Linked DNA regions of Homo sapiens: region 2 is linked to region 1. A link is an interaction called in ENCODE POLR2A ChIA-PET data of the cell type or tissue named here. Cell type or tissue: Caco-2. All regions are shown on one strand. Each heading gives the region's core, and the rest is flanking DNA. Links, peaks and the distances in the headings are about the cores only.

What was found. Peaks named below come from ENCODE experiments on the same cell type or tissue, not always from the same donor. Only the 100,000 strongest peaks of a DNase experiment are listed, where the experiment ranks them.
Region 2: POLR2A ChIA-PET joins it to region 1 with 10 read pairs; 3 of 35 experiments call an interaction of 5 or more read pairs at or near these places.

The regions. Positions count from the first base shown.
Region 1 is chr11:69,026,406-69,030,929 of GRCh38, forward strand. No RefSeq gene overlaps it. Among named protein-coding and RNA genes, the nearest start is that of MRGPRF, 15 kb to the left of the region's middle. In Caco-2, for the core only: no CTCF peak of the experiment used is centred there; a DNase peak (open chromatin) is centred at 1,796.
Region 2 is chr11:68,884,721-68,889,244 of GRCh38, forward strand. No RefSeq gene overlaps it. Among named protein-coding and RNA genes, the nearest start is that of MRPL21, 17 kb to the right of the region's middle. In Caco-2, for the core only: no CTCF peak of the experiment used is centred there; no DNase peak of the experiment used is centred there.

The sequences.
Region 1 (4,524 bases), core at 846-3,345:
CCATTTTTTTGTAGAGATGAGGCTTCACCTTGTTGCCCAGGCTGGTCTCAAACTCCTGTGCTCAAGTGATCCATCTGTCTTGGCCTCCCAAGTGCTGGGATTCTGGGTGTGAGCCACTGTGCTTGGCCCTACTCTTTGGACACCTTTCTCTACTGCAGTGGCTCTCAATCAGGGGAGATTTTGCCCCCCATGGGGACACTTAGCAATGTCCAGAGGCATCTTTGGTTGTTATGGCTGGGAGGGGTACGTTTCTAGCATTGAGTGGGCAAGGGATACTGCTAAGGTCCCCACAACCTCCCCCAACAGCAAAGAGCCATCTGGCCTCAAATATCAATAGTGCTGAAGTAGAAAAACTCTGCTCCACGGAATTCCAAAGAAGTCCTGGAATCCCATCTTCATTTAAAATGGGTCACCACTGGGCTGGGTGCAGTGGCTCATGCCTGTAATCCTAGCACTTTGGGAATGGAGGTGGGTGGATCACTTGAGCTCAGAAGTTTGAGAACAGCCTGGCCAACATAGTGAAACCTCATCTCTACTAAAAATACAAAAATTAGCCAGGCGTGGTGGCAGGCACCTGTAGTCCCAGCTACTTGGGAGGCTGAGGCAGAAGAATTGCTGGAACCCGGGAGATGGAGGTTGCAGTGAGCTGAGATTGTGCCACTGCACTCCAACCTGGGTGACAGAGCAAGACTCCATCTCAAAAAAAAAAACAAAAAACAAAACAAGGCCTGGCATGGTGGCTCATGCCTGTAATCCCAGCACTTGGGAGGCCGAGGCAGGTGGATCACTTGAGGTCAGGAGGTCGAGACCAGCCTGGCCAACTGGGTGAAGCCCTGCCTCTACTGAAAATACAAAAATTAGCTGGGCATGGTGGCGGGTGCCTGTAATTCTAGCTACTCAGGAGGCTGAGGCAGGAGAATCGCTTGAACCCAGGAGTAAGAGGTTGCAGTGAGCAGAGATCGTGCCATTGCACTCCAGCCTGGGCAACAAGAGTGAAACTCTGTCTCAAATAAATAAATAAATAAAAACATGGGTCACCACTGCTCCAGGTTTCAGTTGATGGAATGGGCCAACTCTGAGAGCCACTCCCAGGTGCTGAGTGGACACGTGGAGCTCAGAATCTCTGGTGAGTGCACCATATCAAAATAATTAAGCCTGACCCGGCATTACTTTCTTCCCCCACCCCGCCGGTCTGACACCCTTAGGGTTTGTTCCCCTACAGATTTCCTAGGTTTCTGCCAGTATGAACCGGAAATAGCTTGCAATTCTTTTGTTGTGTATAGTACATCTTCCTGGGTCAGATTTTGTGGCCACATTCCTGGAGCTCACCGGGATTTCGATCTAGAAGCTGGAGGTGGTAGGGGCTCTTGAGGAAGAGTCTACCCTAGGATTAGAATCTTCCCAAATGGAATCCGTTCCACCATTCAGGGATCCACTCTTTCCCCGTCAGTGCCCTGACTTTCACAGAAGAGAAACTTGCGGCCCTGAGTTCAAGTGTAGTAGTTGAACTTGATTCTATTTTGCCACCCAGGGGATCAGAGTTTGGATTTGTTTATTTTTTTGATCTCTCAACTCTGTGGCTACAAGAGATATGGACTTCTTTTCAAGCACCAGTGGAGGGTTTCTGGTACTTTAGGTCTTGAACTGGATATTTAAAACCCTGAGCTCCTATTTTTTTCCCCCAGCAAATTCTCCGGTGCAATAGGAGGAGGCCACCAACTTCACAGGATGCAAACTCTGTATTTCACCATCGCGTTCTGTTGCAACAGCTACCGTTGCCTGTTTGCCTTCTGCAGGCACTTGACCCCATGTGATTGCTGATGAGGACTGCAGCAAGCTTCCCACACCTTCCCCAGCCCCACCCTCCAGCTCCTCCTGCATTTATGGAAGCACTGATTTCTATAGTAAGCCCCTTTTTCTCTGGAATGCATGGAGTGGCCCTGCTTTCCTCTCCAAACTCAGATGGATATGGTTTTTAATTTTTTAGTTTAAAAAAATTTCTTTTTGGCCAGGCACGGTGGCTCACGCCTGTAATCCCAGCACTTTGGGAGGCCGAGGCGGGCAGATCACAAGGTCAGGAGATCGAGACCATCCTGGCTAATACAGTGAAACCCCATCTCTACTAAAAATACAAAAAATTAGCCGGGCGCAGTGGCGGGCACCTGTAGTCCCAGCTACTCGGGAGGCTGAGGCAGGAGAATGGCGTGAACCTGGGAGGCGGAGATTGCAGCGAGCCCAGATAGCACCACTGCAGTCCGGCCTGGGTGAAAGAGCAAGACTCCATCTCAAGAAAAAAAAAAAAAAAATTCTTTTTGAGACAGGATCTCACTCTGTCACCCAGGCTGGAGTGCAGTGCAGTGGCATGATCACGGCTCTCTGCAGCCTCAACCTCTGGGCTCAAGCGATCCTCCCATCTCAGCCTCCCGAGTAGCTGGGACCACAGGCACGCACAACACCCGGCTAATTTGTTGTGTTTTTTGTAGAGATAGGTTTTTGCAGTGTTGGCCAGGTTGGGTCACAAACTCCTGGTTTCAAGTGATCTGCCTGCTTCACCCTTTCAAAGTGCTGGGATTACAGGGATGAGCTACTGTGCCTGGCCAAAAAAATATTTTTTTAGAGATAGGGCCTCACTCTGTTGCCCAGGCTGACTGGAGTGGCGTGATTGTAGCTCATTGCAGCCTCCAACTCCTGGGCTCAGATGATCCTCCCACCTCAGCCTCCCGAGTAGCTGGGACTACAGGCAGGCCTATGCTACCACAATTGGCTATTTTTATGATTTCTTTTTTTTTTTTTTTTCTGGTAGAGACAGGGTCTCGCTATGTTGCCCAGGTTGGTCTTGAGCTCCTGGCCTTAAGCAACCCTCCTCCCTCTGTTTCCTAAAGTGCTGGGATTACAGGTGTGAGCCACTGCACCCAGCCTACTATACGTCTTTTGAAAACCTCTCTAGGCTGGGTGAGGTGGCTCATGCCTGTAATCCCAGCACTTTGGGAGGCTGAGATGGGCAGATCACAAGGTCAAGAGATCGAGACCATCCTGGTCAACATGGTGAAAGCCAGCCTCTACTAAAAATACAAAAATTAGCCAGGCGTGGTGGCACATGCCTGTAATCCCAGCTACTCAGGAGGCTGAGGCAGGAGAATTGCTTGAACCTGGGAGGCAGAGATTGCAGTGAGCAGAGATCGTGCCGAGATCGCGCCATTGCACTCCAGCCTGGAGACAGAGCGAGACTCCATCTCAAAGAAAAAAAAAAAAGAAAACCCGTCTCATTGTTAAACTCTTACCAGGAACCTTATAGAGAAGGGGATTCAAGGACTTGCAGCCTTAGAGGGATGTGCTGGCGGGGCCACGTTACTCTTTCTTGGTTTAGTGTAGATTTTGTTGTTGAGAACCTTTGTGTTTTTATTCTTGTGGCAACCCTCCCCCAATACCTTCATATGATACCTTTAATCCCCTCTTTTTTGGCAGGGGGGATTGTCGATTGGTTTTCTTTTGTTGATTGGTGTTCTTTACTCAGTTTAAAAATTTTTTATTTTATTTTATTATTTCAGAAAAATTTTCTTGAATTATAATTATTATTTGTTCTGCTTCATTGCTTTGGTTTTCTTCTGGGATTCCTATTGTATGTATCTTGAATCTTATTTGCCTATTTTCTATAGCTATAATTTTCTCTAGACTTTTTTTTTTTTTGGCTTCAACATTTCTTTTTGGTTTAAAATTTTTTCTGCTTTCTTTCTTTCTTTCTTCTTTCTTCCCCCTTCCCTCCCTTTCTTCCTCCCTCCCTCCTTTCTTTTTTTCTCTCTCTCTTTCTTCCCCTCCCTCCCTCCCTCTCGTCCTTCCTTCCTTCCTTCCTTCTTTCCTTCCTTCCCTTCTTTCTAGATAAGAGTCTTGTTTTGCGCAGGTTGGACTTGAACTCCTGGGCTCAAGCGATCCTCCCTCCTCAGTCCCCGAGTAGTTGTGACCGCAGACATGAGCCTCAACAGCCTGCTTTTCCTAGTCTGTTTCTCTTAAGGCTTTATTTGTGGTACTCATTTGCCCTTCTACTCCTTTTAGTTTCAGTCTTCATTTCTTAATTCCTTTTCTCTTTTAAACTCCTTTCTGATTTCATCATCTCTTTACAACTTTTCCTTTTCACCGATTGCTTCATTTCTGAGTTTTTCTAGTTTTGATTTATGCTATTTTCCATAACTTCTATTAGTTTCTTAATATCTAAAATCACAGCTTGTTGTGCGATGTTAAAGTGACTGCTTCTGTCTGTTTTGAGGACATGTCCTTTGGGCACACCATCGTTGGCTGGGTAGGGCTGTCATTCTGCTCCTTTGTCTCTCTTTTTTATTTTTATTTTTGAGATGGAGTTTCGCTCTTTTTGCCCAAGCTGGAGTGCAATGGCGAGATCTTGGCTCACCGCAACCTCCACCTCCCGGGCTCAAGCAATTCTCCTGCCTCAGCCTCCTGAATAGCTGGGATTACAGGCATGTGCCACCACGCCTGGCTAATTTTTGTATTTTTAGTAAAGACAGGGTATCA
Region 2 (4,524 bases), core at 936-3,435, 140 kb before region 1:
TTCTCTCTGGAGTCTGAACGAGCCCAAGAGGCAGGCATGATCTGGGGGAAAAATCTTTTTTTTTTTTTTTCTGAGACAGAGTCTTACTCTGTCCCCCAGGCTGGAGTGCAGTGGCGCGATCTCAGCTCACTGCAACCTCTGCCCTTCGAGTTCAAGTGATTCTCCCGCCTCAGCCTCCCAAGTAGCTGGGATTACAGGCATGCGCCACCGCGCCTGGCTAATTTTTTGTATTTTTAATAGAGATAGGGTTTCACCATGTTGCCCAGGATGGTCTTGAACTCCTGACCCGTGATCCACCAGCCTCGGCCTCCCAAAATGCTGGGATTATAGGCATGAGCCACTGCGCCCGGCCGATCTGGGGGAAAAGACTTTCTAAGTGCGGTTGCATCTTCAGACCTCGTCTGTCACAATGACTTAACAGGGAGGGGGTAGGAGGGGCCCTATTTGGAACGTCCAAAAGTTAGTTTGAGGTCAAAACCAGACTGCATTTAGAATTTGAAATTTGATTTTGGGAAGTTTGTTACGTATAAAAGGTTTGAAACACTTGATATCAAAATAAGAAAGGTTTAAAACACTTGATCAGGCCGGGCGCAGTGGCTCACGCCTGTAATCCCAGCACTTTGGGAGGCTGAGGCGGGCGGATCACAAGGTCAGGAGATGGAGACAATCCTGGCTAACACGGTGAAAGCCCGTCTCTACTAAAAATACAAAAAATTAGCTGGGTGTGGTGGCGGGCGCCTGTAGTCCCAGCTACTCGGGAGGCTGAGGCAGGAGAATGGCGTGAACCCGGGAGGCGGAGCTTGCAGTGAGCCGAGACTGCGCCACTGCACTCCAGCCTGGGTGACAGAGCAAGACTCCGTCTCAAAAAACAAAACAAAACAAAACAAAAAACAAAAAAACACTTGATCAAAATAGGATTACGGGTCATGGTAAAACAATAGTCATTCATTTAGCCAAAATGACAATTAAAAGATGTCAGAAAGCAAAATCTTTACTTTTTGATAGAGAGGAGATTGAGTTTTCTAAACAATCAAAAGACCTAACAAAGACAGCAAGAGGGACATGCTGACCCCCCTGCCTTTTTTTTTGTCGGTTTACTCAAAAGGTGAAGACAAAATTTACTATTTCTTATTAATACCACATGAAAATCTTGTTCAAAAGAAAACAAGTTCTATCCTTGCATCGGTATATTACTGTATGTTAAAGCTGATTTTATTTTATTGCATTTTATTTTATTTTTTTGACACAGAGTTTCACTCTTGTTGCCAAAGTGCTGGGATTACAGGCGTGAGCCACAGCTCCCGGCCTAAAGCTAATTTTAATAACAGCTTAAAAATAGATCTGTCCAGGCCAGGCACGGTGGCTCATGCCTGTAATCCTAGCACTTTGGGAGGCTGAGGCTGGCAGATCACTTGAGGCTGGGAGTTCAAGACCAGCCTGGCCAACATGGCAAAACCCTGTCTCTCCTAAAAATACAAAAAATCAGCTGAACAAGGTGGTGCACACCTGTAGTCCCAGCTACCCGGGAGGCTGAGGCAGGAGAATCACTTGAACCCAGGAGGCAGAAGTTGCAGTGAGCTGAGATTGTGCCACTGCATTCCAGCCTGGGTGACAGAACGAGATTCCGTCTCAAACAAAACAAAACAAAACAAAAATAGATTCATCCAATCTTAATCAGCTTTGACCACACAAGATTTCCACAAACCTTTTATAACCTCTTACAAAAACCTTTTTGAGTCTGTTTCTCCAACTTTCTATATCTATTGTTTTATTTTTCACTTTTTCAATTTAAAACAACCTTTAAATAACCTGTAAACTAGACAAAATTACTTTTCCTTTAACAAAACTGCATTCTCATGTTTTTTTGTAACCCTCCTTACCAAAAACACACCCTATTTTCTCTGTACACTTTGCATACAGAATTTGTTTTTCTTTTATCTGGTTTTTCTTATTGGGTTGTGTGTGTGTTTTTTTAACAGGGTCTTACTCTGCTGCCCAGGCTGGAGTGCAGTGGTATAATCACAGCTCACCTCAGCCTCAACCTCTCAGGCTCAAGCCATCCTCTTGCCTCAGTCTCCCTACTAGCTAGGACTACAGGTATGCACCACTACACCCATCTAATTTTTGTATTTTTTTGTAGAGATGGGATTTTGCCATGTTGCACAGGCTGGTCTTGAACTCCTGGGCTCAAGAAATCCGCCTGCCTCAGCCTCCCAAAGTGCTAGGATCACAGGCATGAGCCACTATGCCCTGCCAGTAGTTTTAATTACATGTATTAACTATAGTTTTAACTCTTAGTAACTCTGATTTCCAGTGAAAAACCTAGGGGGTAAGCAATTTTAATTGTTATGTACCAGGTTCATAGCCCAAGACAGAGACAGAGCTGTGAGGACATGGCTGGAGGGTCCAACCCCTCCCAGCATGGTCAGGAGGCAGAGCTGGGCCAGGGAGGATGGGACGATATTGGGCTTAGCTCTGCTCAGCAGCTGCTGGCCTAGGCACTGAGGACACGCATATGTCACCAGGACTTACCATGGCCACCTGCCTAAAGCCTAGAATCTAAAAGCTCAAAACCAAAGACATGACGTCACAGACAAACAAGTATTAAAAATATCACAGAAGTGGCCACGCATGGTGGCTCACACCTGTAATCCCAGCACTTTGGGAGGCTGAGGTGGGTGGATCACCTGAGATCAGGAGTTTGGGACCAGCCTGACCAATATGGTGAAACCCCATCTCTACTAAAAATACAAAAAAAAAAAAAAAAAAAATTAACTGGCATGGTGGTGCACACCTGTAATCCCAGCTACTTGGGAGGCGGAGACAGGAGAATTGCTTGCACCTGGGAGGCAGAGGTTGCAGTGAGCTGAGATCCTGCCACTGCACTCCAGCCTGGGCGACAGAACAAGACTCTCTCACAAAAAGAAAAAAAAACAAGAAACAAAAATCACAGAAGCAACAGTTTTATGACCTTAAAACATCTAACCAAGATTGTATAAATTACTCTGACCTATAGACCCAGGCAGAAATGTTTGAAATTCTGCAGATATTTTTATCTTATTTTACCAGAAGTTATTAAGTTTATTTCATTTTATTTTTTAGCCTTTTATTTTTCATCTAACTACTTTCTGTGAGTTTTTAAAATTTTAAATAGAGGTAGGGTCTTGTGTTGCCCAGGCTGGTCTCAAACTCCTGGCTTCAAGCGATCCTCCCACTTCGGCCTCCCAAAGTGCTGGGATTACAGGTGTGAACCACCATGCCTGGGCACCAACAGTTTTAAAACTAGTTTCATTTATCAAAGATTACTAAAGTCATGTGAACTTGAAAAGCATTTAGGCTTTTTTTTTTTTTTTTTTTTTTTTTTTTTTGAGACGGAGTTTCGCTCGTCACCCAGGCTGGAGTGTAACAATGGCGTGATCTTGGCTCACTGCAACCCCCGCCTCTCAGGTTCAAGCGATTCTCCTACCTCAGCCTCCCAAGTAGCTGGGATTACAGGCGCATGCCACCACGCCTGGCTAATTTTTTGTATTTAGTAGAGATGGGGTTTCACCATGTTGGTCAGGCTGGTCACGAACTCCTGACCTTGGCTGATCCACATGCCTCGGCCTCCCAAAGTGCTGGGATTACAGGCATGAGCCACCACGCCCAGCCTTTGGCTTATTAATAATGAGGACTTGCTTATTTGTAAGTCAGTTTGGTACCAAGTAGACAGTATACCAACAGACATGTATACACATGTATTAATACAAATACAAACAAACATAAATACAAATCTTATAGCTTTGATTTTTAAATTTTAGCCACAAGATAGGCAAAACTCACTGGTTTAAAAGGACAGTTAGACTAAATTATGCCACTGTAAATGGAACAAGTTATAGCTGAAGCCCTTACAGAGTTTTTGAGAAACCAGGGTAGCAAATTTATATTTCATTCAAAGCACAACGAGAGAAAGTAAGCATTTTAAAAGGAGCTCAGGTGTGTTAGAGGAAGATTAAAAATGAATGCCAAGATAACACAAAATCATAGGATTTCACTACAGGATTTTATAGAGACTATTGCATTTATATAGTTAACTTGTGGCCAGGCACGGTGGCTCATGCCTGTAATTCCAGCACTTTGAGAGGCCAAGGTGGGAGGATTGCTTAAGGCCAGGAGTTTGAGACCAGCCTGGCCAACATGGTGAAAACCCGTCTCTACTAAAAATACAAAAAATTAGCCGGGTGTGGTGGTGCACGCCTGTAATCCCAGCTACTCAGGAGGCTGAGGCACGACAATCACTTGAACCCAGGAGGTGGAGGTTGCAGTGGGTCGAGATCACACCACTGCACTCCAGCCTGGGCAACAAGAGCAAAATTCCATCTTAAAAAAAAAAGACCCTGTTGTCAATTCCTTTGTGTATAGCCCCAGAAGTGGAACTGCTGGATCGTGTGATAATTTGAGGAAACTTGTCTAGTTTTTAAAAGGAGTTAACTTTCACCAGTTTGATATTGATAATATTTTATATATTTATATATATATATATTT